Regions from separate parts of the Mus musculus genome. Here all the other regions are linked to region 1. Evidence: chromatin loops called from intact Hi-C (ENCODE). Cell type or tissue: heart. All regions are shown on one strand.

Region 1 (5,000 bases):
GCCAGCCTGTTCCACAGTTACAGGACAACCAACACTACAGAGAAACCCTGTCTGGGGCTTGGGGGGCCGCAGAGATGGCTCAGAGTTTTGACTGCTCTTCCAAAGAACTCAACTTCTATTCCAAGAACCCCCACGGCAACTCACAACTGTCTGTAACTTCAGCAGATTTGACAACCTCACAGACAGAACATCACTACACATAAAAATAACTACATTATTTTAAAAAAATGTTACTATGGATATATTTTGTTTGTTTGTTTTTTCAAGACAGGGTTTCTCTGTGTAGTCCTGGCTGTCCTGGAACTCACTCTGTAGACCAGGCTGGCCTCGAACTCAGAAATCCTCCTGCCTCTGCCTCCCAAGTGCTGGGATTAAAGGCGTGCGCCACCACACCCGGCTCAGTATGGATATTTTTTAAAGAGTCTCCCATGTAGCCCTGGAATTCACTATGTAGTACAGTGTGGTCCTATACTTAGAGATCTGCCAGAGTGCTGGGCTTAAATGCACACACCATTGATTCAAGATGCTAAGGACACTTGGGACTCCTCAAAGAAGGGAGGGCTGTCCTGTGTAGTTTAAGGACACTTGGCAGCACACCAGCACTTGACAGATTATTCTGGACCACCTGTGAGACAAAACCACATTTATTAACCTACCTGTTGCCTAAGAAGTTCGAAGTGTGTACACACTGTGTCTCAGTAACAATGTGTGTTGGCCTAGCATGTGAAAAAGCCCTGGCTCTAATCGCTAACACAAAAAGGATTGCAGACCTCCCCAAATAAACTCACAAAGTAAACTAAACACTCACTAGACAAGACTGAAAATCTTTTAGATTAATGCCTAGGTCCTGCTGTTTCTTTTTCCCTTCTATTTTGGGCATGTACGCAAGTCAGGGGACAATTTGCAGCTGTCAGTTCTATTCTTCTACCTTGGATTCAAAGGATTAAACTTATATTGTCAGGCTTTGTGGTAACTGTCTTTATAGGCTGAACCACCTTACAAGCTCATTCTGTGGTATCTTTACAGACAGTAGACATACTTTAATTCCTTTGAACAAAATAGACAACTGGGCCGAAAGATATAGCTGAGTTGGTAGGGTGCTTGCTTTGTAAAAAGCCCTGGGTTCAATGTCAAGTAGTGGGATAAACTTGGAATGGTGATATATACCTTCAATCCCAGCACTCGGGACAGAATGCAGATATTAGCTTTTTCCACTAGACAGGGTTTCAGGCCAGTCTCAGCTATATGAGATTACCTCAAAATGGGTTATGAGGGCAAAGCAAATAGCTCCCATACTAACTTAGCCATAACAGTACCCATAGCCAACTGACATTTTTCAGGGGAGGGCAGCAGGGAACATTCATAGCACCAACTGGTCTCATACTCAAATTCCTCTTGCTGTAGGCTGATAGCAGCTTACCAACTGCTTTTGACAAGGGTGCCAACATGGTTCAGTTGACTAAAGCCATCTTTTCAATTGATACCCACTAACTGAATATACAAACGAAAGGGGACATCAAGTCAGGTGTAGTGGCACATGGGAGACAGAGGCAAGATCTCAAAGAGCTCCAGGCAGCCAGCAAGGGCTACACAGCAAGACCCTGACTCTGTCTCAAGAGACACACGATTAGAAAAATACGGGATAAAAACCACACTCTAACATCTTTTAGTGCCAGTTTGTATTAGGCGTGGGTGTAGCTGTCCAGTTATTGCTCTTCTACCTGTCTTGTACATCCACTGGTTGTTTTATGCCCTTTTCTGAACTAGAAGCTCATCCACACCTGGTCTCAATTAAAAAAATCATCACAAAGAACAATCATTAAGTTCCTTTTACCTGCAGAGAAATATCGTTGATCTGCACGTCATCAGTGCTCCATTTCCCAAAGAGCTTGATGTCAGGGGTCTCTGCCACCGCTGGTGTGGCTGCTTCCCACTCAGTCATCCTGGGGACAGGAGAATGGCAAGAAACCGTTACTGCCTAGACATGCTGGAGCAGTCACTCTGACCCCAAACTCTTCAGACGAACTCTCACTTTGTGGCAAACTGGGACATGAAGGGGAGACCCAGAAAGCTTTGAACAGCTCTCCAAACCCAGGAAAACCACTCAGGATTCTAAAGTAACTCGGCAGTCACCCCGCTAATCAGCTGGTACATGGACCACAGTATGATGGTTCATGAAGCCGTATACTCATCAGCTCCCATCAGATTTCCGTTGTGCACTTAGAACGTGTACTGAGCAAAAGAGTCATCACAAAACTAAGCAAACCTAGATTTATGTTTATGGTATATGACCCAAGTGATTTCCCTGGAGTCCCGTGTGTGCAAAGTATGAAGTCAAAACAGTGCAAACAAGAGGCGAAGACTAACTCGGCCCGTGCCGAGTTTCCCTAGGCACCCTTTTTCGCAGAGAAACGGTGAGATCCAAGCGGTCACGCCCAGGCTTCAGGTTCGGCCTCCGGCCCCCCAGATGTGCCTTAGAACACTCATGGTCACCTCTTCTGAACTCCGTGTCCCTCCGCAGCCTCACCTGAGGGCGCAGACTGGGCTTCTCAGTCGCTCGGCGTGGACCACGCGCCGCCCTGATACAGACAGGAAGAGGCCGCGCGCAGCGGACTAGCGCTTTTATGCAAAGCGAAAACTTCCGGGTCAGAGGTAGAGACGCACGCGCAGATGAAAACAGCGTGCTCACCAACCAATCAAGCGCTAGGATGAGAGGCGCCCTTTGAGCCGGGTAAAGCATGCGCACTTTTAGAAACAGCGCCACGCCCGTCTTCTGGCGGACCTCTGAAGTACTAGCTAGGCTTCTGAGTCGGCGCACATGCGCAGAAACTTTGGTGAGACCGACGCCGCCATATCTAAGTAGTGCTGACGTCCAGTCCACGCTCTCCGTAATTAGGCTGCAAAACCCAGGAACCATGGACGGTGGATTCTTAGCTAGGGCAACCAGCTCGGCTCACATTTTCTCACCAAAATAATGGAGTCGGGTCCTGTGGTTACCACCGATCCGGGTTCACAAGCACGGGCCCCACCCTCTCCCCTCCCGCAAGCCATGCTCGGCGGGTCCCAGGCTTCCGGTATGGGATCACTTCCTTTTTAATCACTCTGGCCACGCTTGTCTGGGCTTTTTTTCCTCAGGTTCAATCGCGGACAGTAGATTCCGACCGCCATTCGTGAACCTCCCCGGGGAGGGATACATAGAGGGGAGTCCTGGAGGGGTTGGCAGCCCGGGGATCTCCTAGGTGACTTACTTATCTGAGATCCCAGTGATTTGGTACTAATAAGGGAGAGACCTTGCCAGCAGGTTCACCCCCAGGGGTGGGTTTGTTTGTTTGTTTGTTTTGGAGACAGGGTTTCTCCTTGTAGCACCGGCTGTCCAGGAACTCGCTCTTTAGACCAGGCTGATTCATCTGCCTCTGCTCCTCCCAACTGCTGGGATGAAACATAAGGAGAGGAGGGAGGGGAGAGGAGAGAAGAGGAAAGAGGGAGGGAGGGAGGGAGGGAGGGAGAGAGAAGAGAAGAGAGAGAAGAGAGGAAAGGTGTCAGCAAACATAAGGAGAGGAGGGAGAGAAGAGGAAAGAGGGAGGGAGGGAGAGAGAAGAGAAGAGAGAGAAGAGAGGAAAGGTGTCAACAAACATAAGGAGAGAAGGGAGGGGAGAGGAGAGAAGAGGAAAGAGGGAGGGAGGGAGGGAGAGAGAAGAGAAGAGAGAAGAGAGGAAAGGTGTCAACAAACATAAGGAGAGAAGGGAAGGGAGAGGAGAGAAGAGGAAAGAGGGAGGGAGGGAGGGAGAGAGAAGAGAAGAGAGAAGAGAGGAAAGGTGTCAACAAACATAAGGAGAGAAGGGAAGGGAGAGGAGAGAAGAGGAAAGAGGGAGGGAGGGAGAGAGAGAGAAGAGAAGAGAGGAAAGGTGTCAACAAACATAAGGAGAGAAGGGAGGGGAGAGGAGAGAAGAGGAAAGAGGGAGGGAGAGAGAGAGAAGAGAGATTCTCACCCCGTTTTCTTCTCTATATCTCAGTTCATACCTTGTGTGTGTGGAGGGAGGGAAAACTGGGATTTCGGGAATCTTACCTAATTTTATCGTTGTTGTTGGGGGTATCACCCTACTTATCTTTGAAAGCTGACATTGCACTACAGTGATTGATAATGGATGTTTTTATAGACTCCGTATTACCTACTAGGTGACAGAGGGCAGATGAGGGGCTCCTGAATATGGGCCATAGGTTAAGAGAAATGCTGTAGCCGGGCAGTGGTGGTGCACGTCTTTAATCCCAGCACATGGGAGGCAGAGACAGGCGGATTTCTGAGTTCGAGGCCAGCCTGGTCTACAGAGTGAGTTCCAGGACAGCCAGGGCTACACAGAGAAACCCTGTCTCGAAAACCCAAAAAAAAAAAAAAAAAAAAAAAAAAAAAAAGAGAAATGCTGCAGAAATTGATTTGCACAGATAAAATTAAGTTTGCTTACCAGCATTTGGGAGCTGGAAGCAGGAGGACCAGAAGTTCGGGGCCACCTTCCACTCCATAGTGAGTTTATGACCAGTTTGGGCTACATAAGATTCTACCACAAACAAAAACAAACAAACAAACTCCCAACCAAAACCAATAGCATTGTTATTAGTATTTTGAGACAAAGTCCGATTATGTAGTCATGGCTGGCTTTCAAATTGCTCTTTAGACCAGGCTGACCTTGAACTCATTGATCTGCCTGACTCTGGCTCTCTAGAGTTGTGATTAAAGGAATGCATCGTTACAATCAGCACCCTTAAAATTCTTTAAAAAAAATTTTTCCCCGTAAGTAAAGCATGTGTACATGGGGTCTAAGAAGGCCAGAAAAATGTGATAGATCCTTTGGAGCTGGGGTTATGGTGGTTTATAAACCTGAGGTGGGTGCTAGGGATGGAAACTTTAAGAATGACTGCTGAGCCATCTCTCCAGCTCCCACCCTTAGAAATTCTTGGAAAGAGCCAGGCACTTGGTGGCGCACGCCTTTAATCCCAGCACTGGG
Region 2 (5,000 bases), 110 kb before region 1:
GGGTTTTCCCAAGAGATGGGCAGTTATACTTGAAGATGCTTGTATATGGGATACTGTGTATCCAGAAGAGTCCACGTAGAGACTGGAAAGTGGAAAGAATATGGAGTAGTACAGACTGAGTTAAAGTACACCACACAAAGCTCTTCAGGTCTAGAAAGCGAACTTATGGGTTCTGCTGACACATGCCCAGACCTCCTTTCTTTTACCTGTTTCTCTCCCTTTCCATGCTGTCCAAACCTAGACATTAACGAGCTGAACCTGCCCAAGACGTGTGACATCAGCTTCTCAGACCCAGACGACCTCCTCAACTTCAAGCTGGTGATCTGTCCTGATGAAGTAAGAGTAAAACAGGGCAGGATTCCCAAGAACAGACCAGGGGTGGCCCCATAAGAGTAGGGTCTTCATTCACTCTCCCCCTTCCTCTTCCAGGGCTTCTACAAAAGTGGCAAGTTTGTATTCAGCTTTAAGGTGAGTCTCAAGTGTACAAAGGTAGCTCTGTGGAGAAGACTGGGTACAACCAAAACACCTTCCCATCTCCTTTCTCTTTTTACACCTTCCCATCTCCTTTCTCTTTTTCTGGAGCCAGGTGGGACAGGGTTACCCACATGACCCTCCCAAGGTGAAGTGTGAAACAATGGTTTATCATCCCAACATTGACCTCGAGGGCAACGTCTGCCTCAACATCCTCAGGTGAGGGCACTGCCTTCCTTTCCCTCCCAAGACCTGCCTTCCAGGTATCCTCAGCCTTCTGTGGACACTGCATCTATCTCTGTCCTTCCCTCCCCTTTATGGTCAATCTGTTTCTGTCTTAGTTGTTTTTCTAATGACCTGACCTTGGCTTTCTCTGTGTCCTGCCCTGTCCCGTATCTTCACTCTTAGATCTCACACTTCAATGTTAAAAGGCCTTCTATGGGCCTAACCTGTTCAGTATTAGCAGGGCCTGTAGCAGCCTCCCACTCACCAGCCCCTGATAACCTTGATGCTCTCTGCCCACAGAGAGGACTGGAAGCCAGTCCTTACGATAAACTCCATAATTTATGGCCTGCAGTATCTCTTCTTGGTAAGTAGGGTTAGGCATTTGAAGCTGAGGGTTTGTTGGCCATCTGCCTCTCTCTTGCCTGTTGACTTCCACTTGTACCGGCCACAGGAGCCGAACCCTGAGGACCCACTGAACAAGGAGGCTGCTGAGGTCCTGCAGAACAACCGGCGGCTGTTTGAACAAAATGTGCAGCGCTCCATGAGAGGTGGTTACATCGGGTCCACCTACTTCGAGCGCTGCCTGAAATAGGGTTAGCAATTACCCATCCCTGCCAGGGTTACCGGCCCAGGCATCCCCTGCAAATATTTATTGGGGGCCCGGGTAAGGTGTGTGGGGTAGCCTTGGCCCCTGCCTTGGCCTTGCCTCTCTTCCCTGTCACCTGCCCCTAGTTATTTTTTTTTTGACCACCACGTGATTATGGTCGGTGCTGCCTCCCCCCCGACCTGCTCAGCGATGGGAAATGAATTGGCTTGTTTAGCGCCCCCCCCCTCCCGCTGGGTGCTGTCCAACTCCCCACTCTTGACTGTGGGGTAAGTGGGCAATGGGCCTGGGTCGCTAGGCCCAAGCAACCCACCCCACCACCACTGGAGGTCCCACCAGGCTATTAAAGGGGAATGTTACTGCATGGCCTCTGCCTCTTCCTTCTGTGGGGTGGGAGGTACAAGTGAGGTCCACCAGCGTCTATAATGAAGATAAATGTGGCCGTGGATTGGGTGGGACCACTCACTGGGATGAGGTGCAAGCAATGGAAGAATCGGCTAATTTCAGCTCCTGGACCTTACACCAACATAAGGGAGCCTACAAGTCATTTCCAGGCTTGCCCCTTTATGCCATGTGTGGGCCTAATTTGGTTCGAGCCAAGCACTTGCTAAAATGCCATTTATTAACTGCCCAAAAGTGGGTGGAGTATGGGCCTTCCAGAATGAATAGCCAGTCGAGCTGTGCTCCCGCCATGGGCCTGTGAGGCTGGCTTGGGTGGGACCTGTACCTTCTGCTGAGGTGCGTGGCCCTTTGCGCATGCGCTTCTGTGGCTGGCTGTGCGCGTGCGTCCTAGCACTTCCCAGCATTCCCGGAGAGGGTGGGTCGTGTGACGTCAGGTCGCTTAATCCGGAAACGGCGGCCGCAGCAGGGGCTACCGAACCGAGGGGTTGTCGTTGGTGGAGTCTCAAGGCTTCGGAGGGGTAGAGGCGTGACCCGGAAGCGGAAACCCATCGTTCTCTCGGCTCCGGTGAGTGGTCTCTGCTGAGCCGCAGGTCCCGTTTGGTAGGCAGCGTAGGAGGGGGCTTTGGGCCGAGGCATCGGATGCCGCGCGGTCCGCCTGTCCCTACCCACATCGAGGTCTTCACCTCTTCCTGCCCTCGGTACGCAGGCTCAACATCTCCAAGACCTGTTCAGTGTCTGTCACGTCCTGAGCCTGAGAACGTCACTCCTACGCCCGCGAGCCTGGTTTCCTTGGCATTCATGCCCATTACCCCACCTTAGGGCCCAACTTCACATTTCAGAACCTACTCCATTCTATCCTCCCTTGTCGAGGGGCCTCACAACTACCCCCTCCTCAGTACTCAATCACCTTGATGTGCCTACTCAGGTCTGGGTCCCTGGAACAGTTCAGAACCACACCCTTAAGTCAGAAACAGGCTTGCCCCATCGTCTGTGGAAGCAGAGCAGAGAGTAGAGTGGGTGTGCTTGAGTCAGAAATGTATAACTAGTTCTCACCGGCTAATCCTTTTTGACTACTCAAGCGTACCTCCAGTTTCTACACCCTATCTACTTATGTGACCCTTTCTGTCTTTTGCTGCCCTGGGCCCTGCACTCTACAGCTAGTTCTGACGGTTGTCCCAGACCTGCTGGTGGAGTCTTACCACCATGGACCTGTTGTTTGGGCGCCGGAAGACGCCAGAGGAACTACTTCGGCAAAACCAGAGGGCCCTGAACCGAGCCATGAGAGAACTGGACAGGGAACGACAGAAACTAGAAACCCAGGAAAAGAAAATCATTGCGGACATCAAAAAGATGGCAAAGCAAGGCCAGATGGTAAGTGTCAAGTGATATGGGACACGAAGCAAGGTGCCGTCTCAGTCATTGTTTTAAGGATAACAGTGAAACAGTGCTTTGAGCAAACTATCATGAAGGGTTAACAGTAATTTCCCAATTTGGGGTGTCAGGGAGGACCTCTTCACAGATAGTACAAGTGAGCTTCCAGAAAGCTAGCCATCACGACAGCCAAATGTTGCCAAGTCAAGTAGCAAACTGGGAGACCAAGAGAGCTAAGGAGTAGAGGTGGACCAGACACACAGAAATGTAGGTTGCAGTGTGAGCTGTGATGAATAGGCAAGAGTTAAGGATGGGAGTAAGGACAAGAACAATTGCTCAGAGGTGGTTATTTCCTGGGGCTGTGCCAGCAACATTTAGGTAGGGAATAGAAGCTGCACCTTGAATGGATTTGTATGTGGTTCTAGATACAACCTGGATGAACGTCTTTTTTTAATTCACTGCCAGGGACTCCAGGATTTTGTAAATATGGGGCAGGGCCCTACCTCAGTCATATCCCTGGCCAAAGACAGATTCTTTTTGGGGGGGGGGGGGGAGACAGGGTTTCTCTATGTAACCCTGGCTGTCCTGGCACTCATCTGTAGACCAGGTTGGCCTCGAACTCAGAAATCCACTTGCCTCTGCCTCCCAAGTGCTGGGATTAAAGGCGTGTGCCACCACTGCCCGGCTCCCAAGACAGATTCTTGATACAGTCTAGGAGTGCAAATTGAATAAAAAGGTTGTGGATATCCTGGAGGTGACTCTGTACATTGAAGGAAATAGGTACTGAGCCTAGGCCTTTTATATACACATTCCTATACTTAGGTTAGTAGCCAATGCCTATAGTCCCCTCATTAAGGGAGGTTTGAGGCAGAATTGTCAGTAGGAGGCTACTTTGGGCTATATATGGGCTGAGGAGTGATATCCCTAAGAGAGGGGTGAGATTTTGGAGGGGCAAGTGACCTTAAGTATAACCTCACAGCGTCATCCTTCTCTTGCCCACTCGGCAGGATGCTGTTCGAATCATGGCAAAAGACCTGGTGCGTACCCGGAGATATGTACGCAAGTTTGTGTTGATGCGGGCCAACATCCAAGCTGTGTCCCTCAAGATACAGACTCTAAAATCCAACAACTCAATGGCACAAGCCATGAAGGGTGTTACTAAGGCCATGGGCACTATGAACAGACAGGTTTGTCCCTCCCAATCCACTTTCCCATCCCCATTGACCTTCAAGCAGGTCACTTACCCTCCCTGCCTTCTTCCAGCTGAAATTACCCCAGATCCAGAAGATCATGATGGAGTTTGAACGGCAGGCAGAGATCATGGACATGAAGGAAGAAATGATGAATGACGCAATTGATGATGCCATGGGTGATGAGGAAGATGAAGAGGAGAGGTGTGAGACTTTGACAGGAAGGCAGGGATATTTACCAGGACCCTTACCCATTCGTAGTCCTGATGAGTTCTTTTTCTTTCCTAGTGATGCTGTTGTGTCCCAGGTCCTGGATGAGCTGGGACTGAGCCTCACAGATGAGCTGTCAAGTGAGTGTTCCAAATCCACCTATTTTCCCACCCAAAGCTCAGCCACAACACAAAGCACAGCCCTTGACCCTCAACTCTCTCTGCAGACCTTCCCTCCACTGGAGGCTCACTCAGTGTGGCAGCTGGTGGGAAGAAAGCAGAGGCCACAGCCTCAGCCCTGGCTGATGCTGATGCAGACCTGGAAGAGAGGCTCAAGAACCTTCGCAGGGACTGAAAACACCCCACCCCAACTCAGTGCATCCTGTCCCCCTGTAATAAAGAAATTTGGACACTAATTTACCAAGGCTGTGAGCTTATGACTAGTGACAATGGGACCCAAATTCCAGGCTCGAGTGAAGATGATTGTGCTTAATACAAAAGGCTCTGAGCACGCTCAGGTGCAGGCTC
Region 3 (5,000 bases), 56 kb before region 1:
TTACCAAGGAAAAAAATTCCTTGCCCTGAAATCTGCCATATAGGTCTTTGATAGGTTGAGAAAAAAACCTCGAAGGACAAGCCAAAGCAAATCTGGAGAAAGGGAGGTGGCAGCCATAGTTACATCGAGAGTTGGTACTACTGTCTGGAATGGAGGAAGACACCAGAGAGGGGTCAGAGAAGGGATTCTTAACCTTGAAGCACACCCTAACTAGGCATCCTACTGGGGAAGGGAGGGGCTCGGAAGCAGAAGGAACCTGGAGAGCACAGATCCCTACCCCCTCCACGTTAACTATATACACTCGGGTAGTGGGGTAAGCTCAGGTTCCATGCCACTGTACACTGAGAAGAGCAGTAGAAGGGATTCGAGGAATGTTCGGGAAGAGTATCTTGATCTGACCTCAGGACTGCAGGACACCTCTCCAACCGTACACATAACAGCTGGCTCATACCACAAACCTTTCCAGTAACTGACTTCTCTGGAAGTGAGGAAGCCATGCCCGCCAGTTCTAGACACCCTGGACCTGGGGCCTAAATCCTTTCTAGTTCGATTCTACCGGTCTATTCTTCAGCTCTTAGGACTTGGTGGGAGGGAAGGTATTTACTACTCAGAAGCAGTAAAAAGCGCATGAGTCACTGGCAGGGGATCCTACAAAACTACAGGGCAGAACACAGCCACCAGGGGTAATCCCCTCCCCCACACATGGCCTGCAGTTCCTGCGAGAGGCTGTTTACCTGGATCCTTCCTGTTTGGAAGGATATGGAGACCGTTTCCTGATGTTCAAGATGTCCCTCGGAATCCTGGGTTGAAAGGAGGGCACTTGGAGATACTGAGGAAGAGAGGCAGTTGTCACTGCATTGACCTTTGGCCTGCCTCTGCCATGTGACATGGGGGAAGTGACCCCATTCTTCTCAGGGATCCAGCTTTATGGTCTCTCCAGAGTCCCTATCTCAGCTGGGATTGTCAGACTCAGTTTAGGAGCTGCAGCCCTGACACCGTGCTCTGACCTCACCCCTACCCCCATCCCCACCCCAGGGATTTGAAGTTCACATGTTGCATTCCCTCACCCATCTCCTGCCCATCAGCACTGACTTCCTCCTTCACACTGCAACTGATCTGGGTAGATCGATCTATCCCGGCCTTCAGCGGTGCCTCCGCAAGGCCTGCCTTGGAGGACTCCGTTGCTGCTGAGATGTGGTGACTCCCTGAGGACTCCTTCTGGACTAGAGGAAGCATCTTTGGCTTCAGGATGTGGGCTGTGATCTGAAGAGAATCATGTCACAGGGGCTCTCCCTTCGATCTGTCCTTCTAAGAAGCTAATGTCATTTCACTCACCCAGCCCAGCAGCTGCCCAGGATCATGCTGCAGCCCCTCAACAAGAACTGCGGCCTCCTCGGGGCTTCCTGGTCGCTGCCCTCGAACCCAGGCCTGGATCTCAGGGGGCAACACACCCAGGAACTGTTCCAAAATCAGCAACTCTATTATGTGTTCTTTGGAGGATGACTCAGGCTGTAGCCACTGGTGACACAACTCTCGAAGCTGGGCCAGTGCCTCTCGGGGTCCCTCAACCTCCTCATAGCAGAAACCCCGGAAACGGAGTCGTGCAGCCTCAGGCTCCTCAAGGGTGGTCCTGGAGTCTCTGAGGGATAGGTGTGGGGTACCCCGAGGAGATGGCATTCTTGTTTTGAAGGGTCTTTTTGGAGGTGACAGAGGGACCTACAGAAAAGGAAGAATGTCATCTAAGGTCAGAAGACACACACCAGACCCCTCCTAGAAGCCGGAAAAGAGAACCCTGAGGCCAGGAGAACTTCAAAGAAGGTCATGGGAGGTGCAGCCCCACAGCAGTTGAGCAGCTGTATTTTGTTTTGAAGATAAATGACTGGGTGGAATGTCCAGGGACCTTCTAGAAAACTGCAAATGACGGGCTCAAACATTTGGGTACAACACAGGGCTCCTGGGAGATGAAAGTGGCTCATCCAGTAGACAAAGGGTCAAGCAGGACACGGAGGGAAGGGGGGTGGGACCATCATCCTGGGTGACCTGGAGCCCTGAGGCTTCAGACAGGAGGCAGACCACTGTGCTAGCTGAAGAGTTGGCTCTGAGACACAGGTACAAGACCTGGGGCAGAGCTGAAAGCCTGGGTGCATTCTCAGGAGCTTATTATGGGTTGGGAGGCACAGCTCGCTGATCGCAGCTGAATTGTGGATGCCTCATACTGCCTCAGCTTACTACGCATGTGAAACCCTGAAACAAAAGCCAAAATCAAACAGCCCCGTTTTGTGTGGAGTTGTAAACTGGAACCTGTGTCCCAGCTCTTAAGATTCTGGTTTTAAATCGGCTCTCTTGGGACATCCGTCCTGCTCTGGAGAAACTCAAGAGTTGGGGTGTCAGGCTCTGACACAGGAAAGGGGTGGGTCCGACGGCTGGGAGGTGCTCTCGGTGATCCGAGGAGCCGGATTATGAAGCTGCGCCCGCCCAGCTAGGAGTGAGCTCACCTCTGACGCGTGGGAGAGCCCCAGGAGGTTGGGGCACTTCCAGGAAGTGACACCGAGCACGTCCCACTGCCACTCAGAGAACGCCCCGCCTCGCGCGTTGCCCTACCAGCCCGGCCAATCCTGCATCTGCTCCGCCGGATCGGCCCCCTTCGCTCGGACTACGTCTCCCGTGAGCCTCAGCAAGAACGACAGCACGCTTCCAAGGCCTCTCACGCGCGAGACTCTTCGCTCCTCTCCTTGGGGTCGCGTTGCTGCAGAGTTCCGGGGGGGGTTCCCACTCCTGACTTGGCAGCCGTTCTTCTCTTGCAACCGCAGCCGTAGGACTCACGTAGGACGGAGCCGACTGTGGGTTAGCCTCCTTACGCATGTGCGCAACGGACCTGGTTTCTATTGGCCAGAGAGGCATCCTGACCAATCAGAGCTAGCGCTCCCGGAAGGACTCTCGCTCCTTGTGTCTCCTAGGTAACAGCTAGCGCACAACTTAGGGCCTCTTGCTGTTCTCTGAGTTAAGCTGTAAGGGTCCCCCTGCCTCGGAGAAGGCCTAGGTGGAGGCTCCTTGGCCTCTTGAGTCCAGACTGTTCTAGACAATCCCGTTGGGAATCCAGGTGAAAGGCGGTGGTGGGCGAGAAAAACTCAGTATGGCCTCCATCGGATCTCCGTTAAGCTCCCTGGATATTGTGGAGACAGTAGGCCTACAGGTGAACAAGTGCTCAGAGGAGGTAACCATGTAATTACCAACCCTCACTAATAGTCTTCAGATAACATTACTGAAAATAAGGACGGAGGTTTCTGATTAAAATTACGAGGTATACTCAACCCTTACTTAGGAGGATGTAGTTAGACAAGATGACTTATATTTATTTTTTTTCTCCCAATGGGCAGTTGATGGCATTTTGTTTGTTTGTGGGGGAATGGGGCCTTTAAAGAATAAAAGTCCTTGGCTGTCCTGGAACTCACTCTGTAGACCCTACTAGCTAGCCTGGAGCTCACTCAATAGTTCTGCCAGTCTTTCTCCCATTCGCTGAGATTAAAGGCATGGGCCCCCATATCCGACAGTTAGAGGCTTTTTAGCTTAATTGCAGATGGGCTTAGTTTTATTTCCACATATCAAGTGGCTGGACTGTGATATAAACCATTCAATCCTGAACTCGATCTGCCTACTTGGGTTTCTTCTGCTACCCAGGAACCTTCTCCTTGGCAGCTACTGTAGAGAGCAGCGGTTCTCTACATCCAAAACTCCTGAGCAGTTCTGTCGGTAGAATTTGTCTTTTACAGATTCTCTGGACACAACTCTCACCACCTACCTATTGAGGAGAAGCGCTAAGGGGGCCTAAGGGGGTTCCCAGAAAGCTCTCTTGGAAACACCTTTGTTCTAGTGCTCACCTCCCTGCTAGGCTGGTTTCTAAGCCTTCTATGTGCCACAGGATAGACCTGGTTGAGTCTTGTGATGGTATACATCTTACCCCTGGGCTTGACATGACCATTACCATCTTTATTTCTCCCTTGTTCAGGCCATTAAATCTAAGACCACATATTTAATAGGTAAACTATCATTGAGCTAGCCCCAACTCAGTCCTTAATTATAATGGTTATATTAGGTTGGCCAATGTAACCATGAAACATTTTATCTTTTGAGGCAGGATCTAAGTTCCCCCAGGTTAGCCTCTCAGCTGTCTTAAAGTAGAGGGCCTGTGGTGACCTACTGACCTAGCTCTTAGGGTAACAAAATAAAATTTATAACAGATAGCTAGGTCTATGGTACTGGGGTGTTCAAGTTTCCTCTTGGATTGGGGAGACATTTTGGTCACCAGTCGTTCTTGCCTAACTGTGTGTGATCTTTTTTTTTTTTTTAAATATTTATTTATTATATGTAACTATACTGTTACTGTCTTCAGACACTCCAGAAGAGGGCATCAGATTTCATTTCAGATGGTTGTTAGCCACCATGTGGTTGCTGGGATTTGAACTCAGGACCTTTGGAAGAGCAGTCAGTGTTCTTAACCACTGAGCCATCTCTCCAGCCCATGTGTGATCTTAGAAATGATAAATTTTAAGGTAAAAAGTTGATTAGGGCACTCAGGAGGCAGAGGCAGGCAGATTTCTGAGTTTGAGGCTAGCCTGGTCTACAGAGTGAGTTCCAGGACAGCCAGGGCTACACAGAGAAACCCTGTCTCGAAAAACAAAACAAAACAAACAAAAAAAAGTTAATTAGGTTTGAGATTCTTCAGTCACCCATCTTCTTGTAAATGTTCCAGCTCTGGGGAGGAAGGGGAGAAGCCTTCCCCAGTGGCAGTGTTACAGCTCTGAAAGGAAAGGTATCCTGGAAGTTGGGAGCCAGGAAATACCACAAAGTCACAATATACAACAAACCTCAGACAAGAGATTTATTGGGAGGGAAAAACTCAGAAGGTGGTTGTATTTCAGGTGAGAAGCAGCAGAGAACTGAGCAGAAAACAGAATATATATATATATATATATATATATATATATATATATATTTCTCAT

What was found. Hi-C counts contacts between places; a loop is a spot of excess contacts. Peaks named below come from ENCODE experiments on the same cell type or tissue, not always from the same donor. Only the 100,000 strongest peaks of a DNase experiment are listed, where the experiment ranks them.
Region 2: it touches region 1 in a loop (2.2-fold over the local background); 16 of 42 quality-filtered maps call a loop at or near these places.
Region 3: a loop joins it to region 1, with 7 times the contacts of the local background. A loop is called at or near these places in 15 of 42 quality-filtered maps.

What each region holds. Positions count from the first base shown.
Region 1 is chr7:12,919,916-12,924,915 of GRCm38, reverse strand. Rps5 (ribosomal protein S5) reads right to left here and starts at 2,605. Exons shown (of 6, transcript NM_009095.2): 1 at 2,528-2,605; 2 at 1,835-1,943. The coding sequence starts at 1,942. In heart, a CTCF peak has its summit at 2,763; a DNase peak (open chromatin) is centred at 2,755; H3K4me3 peaks cover 2,880 bases; H3K27ac peaks cover 2,113 bases.
Region 2 is chr7:13,031,902-13,036,901 of GRCm38, reverse strand. Chmp2a (charged multivesicular body protein 2A) reads left to right here and starts at 2,125. Exons shown (of 6, transcript NM_026885.3): 1 at 2,125-2,267; 2 at 2,860-3,073; 3 at 4,081-4,260; 4 at 4,337-4,467; 5 at 4,552-4,613; 6 at 4,700-4,896. The coding sequence starts at 2,906. The coding sequence ends at 4,827. It overlaps Ube2m (ubiquitin-conjugating enzyme E2M), which reads left to right. Exons shown (of 6, transcript NM_145578.3): 2 at 242-336; 3 at 430-468; 4 at 587-690; 5 at 997-1,060; 6 at 1,148-1,782. The coding sequence ends at 1,288. In heart, no CTCF peak of the experiment used is centred here; a DNase peak (open chromatin) is centred at 2,131; H3K4me3 peaks cover 3,204 bases; H3K27ac peaks cover 2,581 bases.
Region 3 is chr7:12,975,714-12,980,713 of GRCm38, reverse strand. Zfp446 (zinc finger protein 446) reads right to left here and starts at 2,866. Exons shown (of 6, transcript NM_175558.4): 1 at 2,602-2,866; 2 at 1,336-1,716; 3 at 1,068-1,263; 4 at 735-829. The coding sequence starts at 2,862. In heart, no CTCF peak of the experiment used is centred here; DNase peaks (open chromatin) are centred at 1,183, 1,403, 2,543 and 2,863; H3K4me3 peaks cover 2,321 bases; H3K27ac peaks cover 2,796 bases.